Linked DNA regions of Homo sapiens: region 1 is linked to region 2. The links are chromatin loops, found by intact Hi-C in ENCODE. Cell type or tissue: mucosa of descending colon. All regions are shown on one strand. Each heading gives the region's core, and the rest is flanking DNA. Links, peaks and the distances in the headings are about the cores only.

What was found. Peaks named below come from ENCODE experiments on the same cell type or tissue, not always from the same donor. Only the 100,000 strongest peaks of a DNase experiment are listed, where the experiment ranks them.
Region 1: it touches region 2 in a loop (2.6-fold over the local background); 28 of 110 quality-filtered maps call a loop at or near these places.

Annotation. Positions count from the first base shown.
Region 1 is chr17:17,625,187-17,633,507 of GRCh38, reverse strand. No RefSeq gene overlaps it. Among named protein-coding and RNA genes, the nearest start is that of PEMT, 38 kb to the right of the region's middle. RefSeq lists enhancers at 4,725-4,884, 5,978-6,883, 6,884-7,789. In mucosa of descending colon, for the core only: no CTCF peak of the experiment used is centred there; a DNase peak (open chromatin) is centred at 4,757.
Region 2 is chr17:17,502,916-17,511,236 of GRCh38, reverse strand. PEMT (phosphatidylethanolamine N-methyltransferase) reads left to right here. Exons shown (of 7, transcript NM_148172.3): 5 at 1,692-1,803; 6 at 4,936-5,010; 7 at 5,389-5,674. The coding sequence ends at 5,446. Among named protein-coding and RNA genes, the nearest start is that of RASD1, 11 kb to the right of the region's middle. RefSeq lists an enhancer at 6,893-7,865. In mucosa of descending colon, for the core only: no CTCF peak of the experiment used is centred there; DNase peaks (open chromatin) are centred at 4,246 and 4,656.

The sequences.
Region 1 (8,321 bases), core at 230-8,229, 120 kb before region 2:
GTCCATTCCTGTGGCTTCCTCCTAGGCTGTAAAGACATCCCCTACTGTGCTCCTTTCAGGCACTTTGAAGCTTGGCCCCATGACTACTGGGGTAGGGGAGAAACAGGCCTCTTCCCCTGCCAGAAGAGCCCTTCCTCCTCTGTTAGGGCCCTTCAGGGACCCAGGCAGGTCAAAGCGATGACGGGTCATAGGAAACTCGAAGGGGCCTGGCTGGAGCACCTCGTGCCAAAGAGCTGTCCTTTCACTTCTTCCTTGGGTGTTGGTGCAGGGGCTAAGTCCTGGCATGTTGCTATCACAGTGAGGCGTGAAGCTGGCTGGGCTTCTGGGTCGGGTGGGGACTTGGAGAACTTTTCTGTCTAGCTAAAGGATTGTAAATGCACCAATCAGCGCTCTGTGCCTAGCTAAAGGTTTGTAAACACACCAATCGGCACTCTGTAAAAACACACCAATGAGTGCTCTGTGTCTAGCTAACCAGGTGGGGACTTGGAGAACTTTCCTGTCTAAAGGATTGTAAATGTACCAATCAGTGCTCTGTGTCTAGCTAAAGGTTTGTAAACACACCAATCAGCACTCTGTAAAAATGCACCAATCAGCACACTGTAAAAATGCACTAATCAGCACTCTGTAAAATGGACCAATCAGCACTCTGTAAAATGGACCAATCAGCGTGCTGTAAAATGGACCAATCAGCAGGATGTGGGTGGGGCCAAATAAGGGAATAAAAGCTGGCCACCCGAGCCAGCAACGAAGATGCTCCCTGGTTCTGTTTTTTTGCTTTTGATGATGAATTTTGCTGCTGCTCAGTGTTTAGGTCCGCACTACCTTTTTGAGCTGTAACACTCACGACAAAGGTCTGTGGTTTCATTCCTGAAGCCAACAAGACCATGAACCCACTGCGAGGTAGGAACAACTCCGGACGTGCCATTTTTAAGAGCTGTAACACTCCAGTGGCAAAACTCTGCAGCTTCACTTCTGAAACCAGCAAGATCAGGAACCCACGGGGAGGAACAAAGAACTCCAGACGTGCCATCTTTAAGAGCTGTAACACTTAACTGCAAGGGTCTGCAGCTTCCCTCCTGAAGCCAGGGAGACCATGAATGCACGGGGAGGAACAAACAACACTGCACGTGCCACCTTTAAGCCATAACACCCACTGAGAAGGTCTGCGGCTTCACTCCTGAAGTCAGCAAGACCACGAACCCAGCAGCAGGCAGCAATTCTGGACACATCCAAACATCTGGAAGAACAAACTCTGGACACACCATTTTTAAGAACTGTGATACTCATGGGGAGGGTCCGTGGCTTCATTCTTGAAATCAGCAAGACCAAGAACCCACCGGAAGGAACCAATTCCAGACCCAACAGGTCCATGTGAGACAGTGCTCGTTTTATTTAATTGTAATGTGTTCTCCTGTATGTACTTCCTCCAGCCCTCTTCTCCTCTTCCTCCCCTGCCAAGGTTGCCGCCTTCTTTTTTCCTGAGATGGAGTCTTGCTGTGTCGCCCAGGCTGGAGTGTAGTGGTGAAATCTCAGATCACTGCAACCTCTGCTTCCCGAGTTCAAGTGATGCTCCTGCCTCAGCCTTCCCAGTAGCTGAGATTACAGGCATGCACCACCACACCTGGCAAAATTTTTTTTTTTAAGCTGGAGTCTTGCTCTGTCCTCCAGGCTGGAGTGCAGTGGCGTGACGTCGGCTCACTGCAAACTCCACCTCCCAGGTTCATGCCATTCTCATGCGTCAGACTCCTGAGTAGCTGGGACTACAGGTGCCCGCCACCACACCCAGCTAATTTTTTGTATTTTTAGTAGAGATGAGGTTTCTCCACGTTGATCAGGCTGGTCCGGAACTCCCAACCTCAGGTGATCTGCCTGCCTTTTGGCCTCCCAAAGTGCTGGGATTACAGGTGTGAGCCACCGCCCCCTGTTGTAATTTGTGTAGTTTTAGTAGAGACGGGGGTCTCACTGTGTTGGCCAGGCTGGTCTTGAACTTGTGACCTTGTGATCCACTTGTCTTGGTCTCCCAAAGTGCTGAGATAAAGGTGTGAGCCACTGTACCCAGCCCAAGGCTGCCTCTTAATGAGGCTGATATTTGTTCTTTAGCTGTGTGTCGAGCCTTACACAAGCACACATGTGGCTGCGTGGCTGTGGGCCAGTGTTATTCTGCAGCTCATGCTGTTTCTCATGACTCTGAGCATCATGATCTATCCCTGGAGCTGTGAGCACCCCGAATTCACTGCTTCTCACTGGCCTATGGAACCCCAAAAGGGGCACCCATCACATTCTCATTTACGTGGTGATGGGAATCTAGGTGGGCTCACAGCCTAGGGGGAAGGATGGTTTGGCTAAAGCCTGGTGATGGCTTACACGGTGGAACAGAAGGTGGACCCCGCCTCACATGATTGCGAATGTGGGTACTCAACCTGTATCAAGAGTAAAAAGGCAACCCACAGAATGGGAGAACATGTCTGTAAATTATGTCTTATAAGGGTCAGATATCCAGAATATATAAAGAACTCTTACAACTCAACAAAACGATAAACAACCCAATTCAAAAAGGGTCAAAGGACTTGAATATACATTTCTTCAGTAATACGTACAAGTGACTAACAAGTACATGAAAAGATGCTCACCACCATTAGTCATGAAGGAAATGTAAGGCCGGGGTTGGTGGCTCACACCTGTAATCCCAGCACTTTAGGAGGCCCAGGCGGGTGGATCACCTCAGATCAGGAGTTTGAGACAAGCCTGGCCAACATGGTGAAACCCCGTCTCTACTAAAAATACAAAAAGTTGCCAGGCATGGTGGTGTGCGCATGTAATCCCAGCTACTCGGGAGGCTGAGGCAGGAGAACTGCTTGAACCTGGGAGGTGGAGGTTGCAGTGAGCTGAGATTCACCAACTACACTCCAACCTGGGTGACAGTGAGACTGTCTCAAAAAAAAAAAAAAGGAAATGTAAGTCAAAGCCACACTAATATACCACTTTGTGCCCACTAGGATGGCTACAATAAAAGTAAAACGGAAAATGAGGAGTGTGGATGAGAATGTGGAGAAGAGGTTTTGGCTGGGCATAGTAGCTCATGCCTGTAATCCCAGCACTTTGGGAGGCCCAGGTGGGCAGATTACTTGAGCCCAGGAGTTTGAGACCAGCCTGGGCAACATGGCAAAACCCAGTCTCTACTAAAAATACAAAAATTACCTGGGCATGGTGGCTCACGCCTGTGGCCCCAGCTACTTGAGAGGCTGAGGTAGGAGAATCGCTGGAACCAGGGAAGTGAAGGTTGCAGTGAGCCGAGATTGTGCCACTGCACTCCAGCCTGGGCGACAGAATAAGACTCCATCTAAAAAAAAGAGAAAAAAAAAGAAAACAAGTAGTCAAACAAATAACCACAAATGGTATAGCAGCACTATTCACAATCGCCAAAAGATGGCGGAGCCCAAATACCTATCAACAGATGAATGGCTAAATAAAGCATGGTATAGCCACATAATGGAATATTATTCAGCCATATAAAGGAATAAAGTACTGGCACATGCTACAAAAAACATGTTAAGTAAAAAAAAAAAAAAAAAAAAACCAGGCTGTCAGGCGCGGTGGCTCACGCCTGTAATCTCAGCACTTTGGGAGGCCGAGGGGGAGTGGATCACCTGAGGTCAGGAGTTCAAGACCAGCCAGGCCAACATGGTGAAACTGCGTCTCTACTAAAAATGCAAAAATTTAGCAGGGTGTGGTGGTGCATGCCTGTAATCCCAGCTACTCTGGAGGCTGAGGCAGGAGAATCACTTGAACCCAGGAGGCAGAGGTTGCAGTGAGCCGAGATCGCGCCATTGCACTCCAGCCCGGGCAACAAGAGTGAAACTCTGTCTCAAAAAAAAAAAAAAAAAAAAAAAAAGCCAGGCACAAAAGGTCACTATGTTGTATGACTCCATTTATGTGAAATATGTGGAATAGGTAAGTCTATAGAGACAGAAAGCCAGTTGCTGGTTGCCAAGGAATTGGGGAAGAGGGGAATGCAAAGTGAAGAGATTGCTTAAGAAGGATGGGGTTTCTTTTTGGGATGATGAAGATGTTTTGGAAGAAGGTAGAGGTAATGATTGCATAACGTCGTGAATATACTAAATGCCACTAAACTATACACTTTAAAATGGTTAATCTGGCTGGGCACCGTGGCTGACACCTGTAATCCCAGCACTTTGGGAGGCTGAGGCAGGTAGATCGCTTGAGCCCAGGAGTTCCAGACCAGCTGAGACATCATAGCAAGACCCTGTCTGTACAGAAAATCAAAAAATTAGCTGGGCATGGTGGTGCAACGCCTGTAGACCCAGGTGCTCAGGAGGCTGAGGCTGGAGGATTGCTTGAGCCCAGGAGTTCGACCACTGCACTCCAGCCTGGGTGACAGAGCAAGATCCTGTCTCAAAAAAAAAAAAACAACAAAAAAAACCAGTTAATCTTATTTTATGTAAATGTCACAAACCAAACAACCAACAAAGAATTCATACCTAGCACATTCAAAGAACTCCTGCAGACCAACAAGGAACAAGCAGGAAACACAACAGAAAAATGGCAAAATATATGAGTGAGCAGGGTACAGAGGGGACCTGAGCTGGCTGGTGAGTGTGTGAGAGGATAACCAGAGACATCCAAACCAAAACTCCCACTGGGGCTTCCTTTCTTCCATCGGTCTGGGGCCACCTGGCATGGACGACAACGGCCATTGTGAATGGGGAACATGGGGAAAACAGGCATCACTGCCCGCCTCCCGCCGTGCACCATGCCGCCACCTGCCCCCGGGCAAAAGAGAAAGCGAAAGAAGCAGTAATGATGAGGTGTGGACAGTTTTACTTTGGGCTGAGGGAAATATGGCTGTTTATTATTCTTTCCATCTTTCTGCATTTTAAGATTTTTCTTTTCTTTTCTTTTTTTTTTTTTTGACGGAGTCTTGCTCTGTCGCCCAGGCTGGAGGGCAATGGCGGGATCTTGGCTCACTGCAATCTCTGCCTCCTGGGTTCAAGAGATTCTCCTGCCTCAGCGATCCTCCCGAGTAGCTGGGACTACAGGCACGTGCTACCACGCCTGGCTAATTTTTGTATTGTTTTTTTTTTTTAGTAGAGACGGGGTTTCACCATAATGGCCAGGCTGGTCTTGAACTCCTGACCTCATGATCCGCCTGCCTCTGCCTCCCAAAGTGCTGGGATTACAGGTGTGAGCCACCGCGCCCGGCCAGATTTTTTTCTTTTAAAGAAGAACAGGCCAGGCACAGTGACTCACACTTATAATCCCAGCATTTTGGGAGGCCGAGATGGGAGGATCACTTGAGGCTAAGAGTTCAAGACCAGCCTGGGCATCATAGTGAGACTCCATATCTACAAAAGATTTTTTAAAAATTAGCCAGGTGAGGCCAGGTGTGATGGCTCACAACTGTAATCCCAGCACTTTGGGAGGCTGAGGCGGGTGGATCACGAGGTCAGGAGTTCGAGACCAGCCTGGCCAATATGGTGAAACCCTGTTTCTACTAAAAGTAAAAAAATTAGCTGGGCGTGGTGGCGCACGTCTGTAGTCCCAGCTACTTGGGAGGCTGAGGCAGAAGAATCACTTGAACCTGGGAGTTGGAGGTTGCAGTGAGCCAAGATTGTGCCACTGCATTCCAGGCTGGGCGACAGAGTGAGACTCCATCTCAAAACAAACAAAAAATTAGCCAGGTGAGGCCAGGCATGGTGGCTCATGCCTGTAATCCCAGCATTTTGGGAGGCCGCAGCAGGCAGATCACCTGAGGTCAGGAGTTCGAGACCAGCCTGGCCAACATGGCGAAACCCTGTCTCTACTAAAAATACAAAAAAATTAGCCAGACGTGGTGGCGGGTGCCTGTAATCCCAGCTACTTGGGAGGCTGAGGCAGGAGAATCACTTGAACCCGGGAAGTGGAGGTTGTAGTGAGCCGGGACATCATGCCATTGCACTCCAGCCTGGGCAACAGAGCAAGATTCCGTCTCAAAAAATAATAACAATAATAATATTATAATAATTAGCCAGGTGCGGTGGTCACATCTGCAGCCCTAGCTACTTGAGAGGCTAAGGTAGGAGTATCTCTTGAGCCTATGAGTTGGAGGCTACAGTGAGCCATGATTGCACCACTGCACTCCAGCTTAGGAGACAGAACGAGACCTTGTCTCAAAAAAAAAAAAAAGAACAACAAAAGAGTCAGTTAGACTTTCTGGCTCAGGATGAGCATTTAGGGGACCGTGGAAGCGGTTAGGATTCCAGGTGTGCCTGTGTGTGCTCAGTTATTCAGTGCATTGAGTGAGGGCTCTGGCCTGGGCATGGTGCAAGAGTCAGAGCTTTCAGCATGAGAGAAGCTGACGCTGGTGAGAGCATCCCAGCCCTTGTTCCTGGACGGGGGTGGGGGTGAGAACAGGGCTTACTGCAGGGACCCAAGCCAGGATGTGCGGGGGGCGGGCTCAGCAGGGAGGAGCCTGAGGAAGGGACCCCAGGGCCCAGCAAAGACCAAGGCTGGGAGGGCAGGAACAGTGGGGACTTTTCAGAGAACAGCAACTGCCACGCCGCCGCCAGCTTCTCCGGCAATGCCCTGGGACTGTAGTGGGATTATCATTTATAACTGACAGATGAGGAGACTGAGACCCAGACTCACAGAGTTAAAGGGACAAAACCAAAGACATGCGTTACCTGGCAGCCACCGGCTGGGTGAGGTCCTCTCCCTGTCCGGACCTCAGTTTCCCCATTTGCACCACAGGGGACCTGGACTGGATTCCTGGGGTCCTTTCAACTCCAAGGCTGCCCAGCTCACCCAGCTCAATGCGTTACACCTGCGAGGGGACCACGATCTGGCTTGGGTGGGGCCTTTCCTCCCGGGAGCACAGGCAGTTGCAGGGGAACTTCCCAGCTCCCGAAGCCTCCTCGCAGCCAAATGGGAAGTTGTTTCCCATGTCTAAATACCCAGTAGATGTGTCACTCTTGAGGGTTCACCCGTACCCCAGCCCTGACTGGCAATCCCCCGAATGGGGCATCCCTGTCCAATAGGACTCCCAGCCCCCGCCCGATCCCAGGATGAGAGGCGAAACTTGAGGCAGCCCACAGCATTGCTGCCATTGATTTGGGAGAACAAAAGATCTGAGGCTCTGGCGGTGGAAATGCAGGCAGAGTGCAAGATCACCTGCAGGGCCTCTCTGCCCTGCCGGAGTGGCCTTCAAATCATCACAGCGGGTGGCTTGGCAAAGGCGGGTGAGGGAGGTGGTGCGAGGCCTACGGAAGTGCTGGGGCCTCTGTGAAGCTGGGTGCTCCAGGCTTCCTGTCCTGTCTGAGAGAACCGGGAGGATGGCTCCTCTGCCTCCTGCAGCCCTCAAATCCCTGTTTCCTCATCTGCGCCAGAAAAGCACCATGGGGTAAGCCAGAGTGAAGAGGGAGGCAGGGCAGGGGTGGCACTGCCTCCCACCATCAAAGGCCACCTGCTTGGCGGCTGGACTTCTCTGGGTGATGAAAATATGACTGTTTATTATTATATCCTTTTTTTTTTTTTGCATTTTAGATATTGTTCTTAAAAAAAAAAGGAATAAAAGAATCAGTGAGACATGGTGGCCTAGGATGGGTATTTAGAGAAGGATTTGAAACCTGATTAGGGCCAGTGCAGTGGCTCACACCTGTAATCCCAGCACTTTGGGAGGCTGAGGCAGGTGGATCACCTGAGGTCAGGAGTTTGAGACCAGCCTGGCTAACATGATGAAACCCCGTCTACTAAAAATACAAAAAATTAGCCGGATGTTGTGGCAAGTGCCTGTAATCCCAGCTACTCGGGAGGCTGAGGCAGGAGAATCACTTGAACCCGGGAAGTGGAGGTTGCACTGAGCTGAGATCATCGCGCCATTGCACTCCAGCCTGGGCAACAAGAGTGGAAACTCCATCTCAAAAAAAAAAAGAAAAAAAATGAAACTTTGTTTGGAGTGTGTATGTGTGTGTGTGTGTGTGTGAATATGTGAGTGGGTGTAAGTTTCTCCCCTCATCTCCCTAAGGATGGGCCAGGGACTCTATACATGCCCCTCTGTCCCTTCCAGCAGCCCTGAGAGGTCAGCCTTCTAGTTCCCACTTAGCAGAGGAAAAAGCAGAGGCTGAGAGAGGTAAAGTGACTTGCCCAAAGTCCTACAGTCAGCCAGCCAGTGGCACCGCTGAGATTCAAACCCAGGTCCGGGGCTCTTGAGACCTGCTCCGTGGAGCTGCTGGAGAGAGGTCCTGTTTGCACAATCCCAGAGGGAGTCGTGCCCACTGCCGATGCCTGGTGTGTAGTGCACTGCCCCTGGGGACCAAGGTGGCAGC
Region 2 (8,321 bases), core at 57-8,056:
GCAGGTAGGAAAGAGAAAAAAGCCTTGGTGCAAGGAGAGGGAGGTTGAGGGCAGAGTAGCTGGCAGCTGGAGGTGGGGGGCAGCTGGACTGGCCGCACAGGTGCTGTCGGTTGGGACAGGGCAGGAGGATGAGCCGAGGCCTTGAAGGCCATCCAAGGGGCTGAGGCTCCATCCCCAGAGAGGTGGGAGCCATAGGGGGGGTCCCAGCAAGGAAGAGGTTGGACCGATGGAGCCAGGATCAGAGGTGGGGCTCAGGAGGAGCTGTGGAGGGGCCCTTCCAGGATGTGAGGGCGGTGAGGGCCCCATGGGAAGGGGGACTCCGGGCTGTGCAATCAGGTCCTGTGGGAGACCAGCGGCGGGGGCCCTCCAGTGGCCAGTGCTCGGGTGGATCTGGACAGGGAGGGCTGCAGAGGCAGCGTAAGGAGAGCCAGGATGGTGGGTGGAGCCCCTCAGCAGTGGAAGAACAAGCTGGGGGTCCTGGACAGTCAGAGGGAGGGAAGGAGCCTGCAAACACCAGTGGCCACAGCCTCCTGGCGGCCCTGCCAGCAGACATGGCCTAGAAACACCGAGGACCAGCAGCGCGGTATGTAGGCAAAGGTGGTCACTTCCTGCTGTGACTCAGCTCGAATTGGGTTTCTGTGCCATCTACGCACACCCTGTGCCCCACTTCCTGCTTCCTGGGAAGAAAGAACTTTCCAGTGGTCCTGGGCCCTGCCCCGTGTCCCCAGATGGTGATGAAGCTCCTGGACCCCTCCTGCCCATGCTGCCCATTGTCGGGCAGCTGCCCTACTTTCCGCCTTGGATGAAGCTCCATTGTCCTCTGGGAGGAGAGACAAATGAGGGGTTTCTGGGGACAGAAGGCTGGGAGGAACGAAGCCACACCCTTTATGGAGCGGTTACTCTGTGTCCAGTGGGACTGTCCTCTGTGGGCCTGGGACAGACACTGTGACTGTGACCCCGGCCACTCCCTTATGGCTCAGAGCAGCTCTGCCGGGGGACGCCTTGTGGCTGTGCGGCTGACGGGTGCATGGCTGGCCTGTCTGGAACAGGCTGTTCAATAGTCACCCTCTCTCCACTGGGTCTAGCTCCTCTGGGCAGCTGAGTGAGAAAACAATACCAGAGCTGACCTCCCAGAGCAACGGGAGGCGTGCTGTGGCCAGGCCCTGGTGCCAGAGCCACACAGCCTGGGGTGTGGAGCAGAGCAGCCCTTAGCAACCAGCTGAGGCCCCTAGAGGGAGAGGAACTCACCAGAGCGAGGAAGAGTGGGAGGTAGGACAGGAAGAGGAAGGGTCTGCATAAAGAGGCGCCATGAGCAGAGGGCGAAGGGCCTGAGGAGGAAAGGCGCTCTCTGTACAGAGAGCAGGGAAAGGCATCGCAGGGGAGGGAACAGCGTGTGCAGAGCCAGGAAGAAGAGGAAGGCCAGCATGGCTGGGTCAGAGTGCTCGAGAAGAGGAGCAGTGGGGCAGGGGCGGTGCTCAGCACCTTAGTCCTTAGGCCCCACGCCCTCTGCTGTCTGCGTGCCTGTTGGGTCCCTCTGACTCTGCCCATTGTTGAACTCTCTGAAGTCTCCTGGAGGGCAGGGCCCTGTCTCACCTGCAGGTCTCGCCACAGCCCGCTCTGGGGCCTCCCTCAGTGATGGTGTGGCCAGGGCTGATGAATAGCCGAGGGACCCTGCCTTGCCTCATCCACAGGTGATTACTTCGGGATCCTCAAGGAGGCGAGAGTGACCGTGTTCCCCTTCAACATCCTGGACAACCCCATGTACTGGGGAAGCACAGCCAACTACCTGGGCTGGGCCATCATGTGAGTACCAGGCTTGCCACCCCTCTGCCCTGCTGGCCACCTCCCGGAGAGGAGCTGGTGCAGCTCAGGACGCGGGGGCCAGGGCCCCTGGAGAGAGAGAAAGGAAGAACGTGTCATTTGTGGGGGCCTAGGCGCCCTGGTTCTCCCTTTCTCAGAAGCGTCTTATCTATGGTAACAGAAACAACATCCCAGAACAGGGTGGTCAGCTTCTCCAAAGAGGGCTGGAGTGTGGAGGCTCAAAGGCTGCAGGCAGGTCACAGCTGCTCAGCCCTGGTCCTGCCACACAAAACAGCTGCAGACGCAGGAAAATGGATGCGCGTCTTTGGCGCCAGCACAGCTCCACTTACAGACACTGAAGCCTAAATTTCAGATTCTTTTCACGTGTCATGAAACATTCTTTTTGATCCTTTTGCTTTTAACCGTTTAAAAATGTAACAGGCGTTCTTGGCCCCTAGGCCGTAGTTTGCGGACCCTTGTGCGGGGACATCAGGGCTGGGACCACCCGACCCATCTTCCCCGCAGGAGGGGTTGGCCAGAGCCGCCAGGGCCCAGCTCACCCGCAGCTGACAGAACTCCCTGTGCCCCAATAGCCTCTGCCCATGTGGCAGATACCCCTTCCCACAGAGGGGGCCCCGTGCCATGAGGGAAGCCTAGAACTGCTGTCGGCCTCAGCCAGGTACGGGTACTGACAAGGTATGGAGATGTGCTCCCCCGGCGGGTCAGAGGACCTGCGGTCAAGGATGGCACAGCGGGCGCTGCCCTCGGCTTCATACCCAGCCCCCACCCCAGCAGTTCTAGTTTAGCCATTTTCTTCCATAGAAGGTTTTTTGGCAGACAGTGTTCCACTGCTTTTGTTTAACACTTGAAAACCACTGGCCTAGAATTTACAGGTTCTCCACAAGACCTGAGGATCCCAAAGGAGTGAATCGTAAACAGTGAATGTCAAGCGCAAGATGTTGCCTCCTGGCTCCCACCTTCAGCAGTTGGGACCGTAGCAGCGGGGGTTGGAGACAGCAGAAGCTAGAAGGGGGGCTGTGGGTCTGGCTGGGACCCACCCTACCCCCACCCCACGTCCAGGCCAGGCAGTCCCCAGGGACACGTCCTACCTGCCTTCTAGCCTGGTCCCTCTGCCTGCTAAGGCCCAGACTATGTGCCCCCAGGCTCACCGGCCATGGAGCACCCCCACTGGGGCCACAGGATGAGCCCAAACTCAAAACAATCCCCCCCACCCAGGTCGTCCCTGCAGGCTTAGGGTTCCCAACACACCTGGCTCCCCCCTCTCCTCTGTGTGCACAAACACATGCATGTATGCACTCACACACTGTTCCCTCGCCTAGAACCCTCCCACTTATGCCCCTTGTCAGTCCTTCCAAACCCAACGTCAAGTGTTCCCTCCTGCACGAATCCCTCCCTAACCCCCCAACCTTCGGTGCCTCCCCAGTGGCTTAGTGTCCCCAGCAGTGTCTTGTGCCCTGGAGTGAGAGTCACCCTTGGGCTCGGGGCAGCCAGGCCAGGGCTCTGGGGGACGCATAAGCCGCCTCCAGAGGACATCAGCCATGCAGCGTGCTGAGAGATGGCATCAATGGTCCAGGAGCTCATTAGAGATGAGCCATTATCTGGCCAGACGCTGACACAGCGGGGACCCCCACAGGCCTCCCACGGCCCATCTGTCTCTCACCTGCCAGGGCCCCGGAGATGGGCTTCCAGGTGTCTGAGCTCCCCGGCATGTAGGACCCCAGCAGGCTGTGTGGCAGTGAGCCCGATGCCAGGGGACAGATGGCAGAGGTGGTGGCCTGGCTGTGAGGGACAGGTGGGCCTCCTGCTTCGTGTTGTGCAATCAGGGACTCCTGTCCCCCTCGGCGCCCACAGTGGGGTCGCTGCTGGTTGCCAGGCCTGGGGTTGGAGCCTGGGCTTGGATCTTTGCTTACGTCTGCCCTGCCTCCTGCAGCTCCCAGACAGGCAGACCAGTGTGAGGTCCAGGGGTGGAAGGCAGTGGGCAGGGCAGAGGGTCCCCACGGGGTCCACAGGTGTCCTCCAGCCCTCACCTCGATCCAGCCCTGCCTGAGGTTCTTGTGATGGTTTGGCTGGGGAGGGGGCAGCTTGGCACAGGGGCAGCCAAGGAGGGCACAGCCCCTGGCCCAGGCCTGCCCATGCGCCCTCTGTGCCCGCCAGACAGCTCCTTTCCTCCCTCTCCTTCCTCTCTTCCTCCCTCCCTCCCTCCTCCCTGGCAGCAGCCCAGCACCTGCGGGAGCTGTGGGATCAGAGGTAACTATAGAAATAGATTGGGGGACAGCTTGACGGCAGCTATTTCTGGAAACCCAAAGCAGCTGCGCCCGGGCTCCTTGGTGCCGTCACTGACGAGCTGCCGCTGCTTACTGGTGTGGCGGGGTCAGGAGCTGGTCACCAGCAAAGAGCCCCTGGCGATGCTCCATCCGGCCTTGGGCCTGCTGTATGCTCTGCCTGGGGCCTCCCGTCCTCTGGGCTGGGGTGACCGGGGGCTCCTGGGCGTGGGGCTGCTGTCCCACCACCTGGGAGAGCCCAAGCTGGGCTAGGTGTTGAGGGCTGGGCGGGGCGGCAGCTCCTAAGCCCCCTTCCCCACAGCCAGATCCTCCCAGGGCGTGGCCATGGGGTTGCACCTGTGGCCAGGGGCTGGGGACTCAGGGTGGACCAAACTGGCTTTGGGGGACCCTGGACTCATTTCTAGAAAACAGCCTTTGTTCCTCAGAGCATGGTTTCTGGGAGACGGGAGCACTTTGCCCCAGAATCTCCTCCTGTGCGGGAATGAACAGCCCTAGCCACTGGGACTCTTCCGCCTGGGGCTGCGTTCCCAGCTCTGGGCTGGCGGCTGGAGACCCGGAAAGAGTGAGCAGGCCCCACCCTGAGGGAACCCAGCCAGGCCAGACAGGCAGACAATGATGATAAATGGATCAGGACCGAGAACATGGGGACCCTGGTCCTGGCACAAAAGCCAGACTCAGGAAGGGGCAGTGCTGCCTGGGCTCGGTCGGCCCAAGTGGCCCAGCGTCGGCCGGAGGGCCAGGGTCACGGCAGGAAGGGCCAGCCTGGGCAGGTGGGCCGTGGCCCTGAGAGACCCTGGCTCCAGCCAGGCCTGACCTGCCTCTGTCCTTTCAGGCACGCCAGCCCCACGGGCCTGCTCCTGACGGTGCTGGTGGCCCTCACCTACATAGTGGCTCTCCTATACGAAGAGTGAGTAGGGGCTGCGGCGGGTGGGGGCGTGGCTGCCCGACTGGCCCTGTCTCTCCCTCTAGAACCTTTCCTTGTGGCCAGGGCAGGCTCAGGACAGGCTGCCGTCAGCCAGGCCCACTCCAGGGCTCCCAGGTCAGAGCGGCCATGGTAGCTTACAATGCGGCCTGCAGGACCCAGCAGGCAGCCGGCCCCTCTCCCCTCCCCTCTCCCGCCTGCGCTCTGAAGGCTCCAAGTCAGTGTTGCCCCAGTGGCTCTGGGGGATGAAGGGGATCCCGGTCCCATCTGGACACCCTCAAGCTGATGGACGCAGAGCTCTGGTGCGGGCAGTGGGTCACCCCCAGGACCTGCTGACCGAAGCCTCTCCCCGCTGCCCGGCAGGCCCTTCACCGCTGAGATCTACCGGCAGAAAGCCTCCGGGTCCCACAAGAGGAGCTGATTGAGCTGCAACAGCTTTGCTGAAGGCCTGGCCAGCCTCCTGGCCTGCCCCAAGTGGCAGGCCCTGCGCAGGGCGAGAATGGTGCCTGCTGCTCAGGGCTCGCCCCCGGCGTGGGCTGCCCCAGTGCCTTGGAACCTGCTGCCTTGGGGACCCTGGACGTGCCGACATATGGCCATTGAGCTCCAACCCACACATTCCCATTCACCAATAAAGGCACCCTGACCCCAACATCTGCTCCAGCCTCTGTCTGTCTGTGTGGGGAAGGAGCAGGCCTGGGGCACGAATATCAGGTCAAATAGCTCCCGAGCAAGGCTGGCTCCAGCCTTTCTGTCTTGAAATCTCAGAGCTGAGGGGTGGGCACCTCTCTCCAGGCCTCCCAGTAAGGTACTTAGGAGGCGTCAGGGGCTCACCTGGCCATGGCCATGGTTTCATCTCCAGGAGACTTGGTGTCTTGTGTCACCTGCTCCCACCCCTGCCCCAGCACACCCAAGACAGCCCCTCTGCTGCCTCTTCCCTTGGAGGATCCAGCCCCGTGTCCGTCAGCATGAGGGTGGAGAGGTGTGGGCATGTTGTCCTTGGCCACCCCAGTCTAGCTGGGCAGATGACACTGTCATTCCTAAATGAATGGCCTTGTGCTGACCAGCAGCTGGACACATGCTGGGCACCCTATGTGTCTGTATGGGGGTGAGGGGTGGGCCCTGCAAGGGTAAGCCTCATCTGGGGGAGGCAGGGCACAGTGACCAGGAGTGTAGGCTCAGCCATTGCCACTGGGACTCCTGAGGTGGACAGAGGGGACACCCTCCCCCTCTCCTCCTGGCATCCATGCCGCCACTTCCTGTTTTCATCCCAGTTCTGCTGCTGGTGGCAGGGTCACCCCTCAGCCCCCAGGACTCCAGGCCCCCTGACTGGGGCAGGTCGAGGACTTCTATGCTTGGTGGGCTTTGGGGTGATTCTCCCCGGGGTGCTAGAGGCCCTCAGCCCTTCAGCTTTGGTCAACATTATCCCTCAGGGTCTCTCTGTGAGCCCCGAAGGCCAGTCAGGGGCTCCCGGAGGCCGTGTGGGGATTAGGGTTCTGCGGGGAGAGGCCTCCACCTGTTCCAGCCCCTCTCCTCTTCCACCTGTGACCTCAGGCAGATCACCGCCCTCCTCCAGCTCCAGGGGTCCTCAGTCAAGCTCAGAGACAGTGGCCGAGGGCCGGCTTTCCCTTGACCTCCCGTTACTTTCGCTCAGGGCTGCAAAGCCACGGCCTGAATGGATATTTACAAAGCGCCCTCAATCCAGGATCTTCGTGCTCACACCGCCAAGATGGGGTCCCGGGCCGCATTCCTGAGCCTTCCAGGCAAGCCTGGCCCTCTCCTTGGAGGGCTGGAGGCGGGTGCAAGGAGACTCACCCCCCAGCACAGGAGTCCCCAGGCCAGAGCTGTCAGAAGCCACAGGGCTTCCGAGGAGTGAACCTGACCCTTTCATCACACGGCCTCTTGTCCCACTTCCTTGGCCCCCAGGGCACATGGTGGAGGCAGGGCTGCCAGCCCTGAACTCCTCTTGCCCCAGCCCCAGCCCCAGCCCCCTCGCCCCTGGACCTGGGCAGGTTCCCCAACTTCCCACTCTGCATATGGAGGTAGAGTGGATGATGGTGCCAGGGTTGCTGGGCAAGGCTGACCCTCACCTGTGTCTTCGCTATCCCAGGTGCCCAGTTGACCGGGCCCCACAGCCCAGGCAGGTGGCCTTCAGGGTCTGGGCCACAGAGCCTCTCCATCCCTCAGCTGTGCTGGCTCCTTCTCTCTCTGGGCCTCCTTCCCTGTCTCCCCAGCCAGGATGCTCGGCCTGGGATCCGGGCCATGGGTGGGAGGTGCCAGAAAGTCTCAGCCTGAGCACTGCTCATGTTCCTAGGCAGTTCCCTGCTCCCCACCTCCACTCCCCATCAGTCCCAGCCCCCACTGGGGGGCTTTATTTTTAGGTACCACTTACTCAGCACCCAGCTGTGTGTGCAGCCGGAGGAAGCCTGGTTCCCTGGCAACCGGCCTGGCTCAGTCCAGTGGGCCCCTCCCCTCAGGGCTCCCACCTCCTGCCCACTCCCCACTCACCCCTGCGCTTCACCCTCACACCACCCCCCCTGCCAAATGCAAATGGGGTCAGGACACCCCCTCAACCCCCTGTTGTCCTCAGAAGGAAGTCTTGGCCCATTAACCCTGGGGCCCAGGACTTATTCTCTCCCCAGAGCCTGTCCCACCGCGGCCTCCTTCCCTCCATCTGGGCTCCTGCGATGTCTTCAGGTCTCAGATCACCTCCGCTTATTCCTGCGTCTACTCTCGCCATTCCCTCCACCTGGACACCCCTATCCATCTATCCGTCCATCCATCTATCCGTCCATCCGTCCATCCATCCATCCAACAATATTGAGTTAGTCCTTCTATGACACAGGCAGGGGACTCACTCAGCTATGAGCATGGTTTTCATGCCCTGCCCTCAGGGGCACGCCACCCCTTGGGACAAGCCACTGCAGGATGGGGACAGGGCGGGATGTTTTCCTCTCATCGCTGCCATGATCGATCTGCGTCCTCAGGCTCTGCAGAATCATTCTCGCTGGTGAGGTGAGTTTTGAAGTCAGATCTGGGTGTGAGCAGGTGTCAGGAGGTGAGGCAGTGGGGTGGGTGAGGAGCCTTCCCGCCCAAGGGAACAGCATGTGCCACGGCTGTGGTGGGCCGACCCAGGAGAGGGTCCAGGGCTCCCGAGTGTCCCTTGCAACAGGCAGGCCTGGTGAGGGACTCAGGTTCCAAGAAACAAATGAAGTATGGGAGGAAAGTGACAGGTTCCCCTTGGCTGCAGGGTGGAAACAGGGTCTCCTACTGTGAGGAGGCCCCCAGGGTGGGGAGGC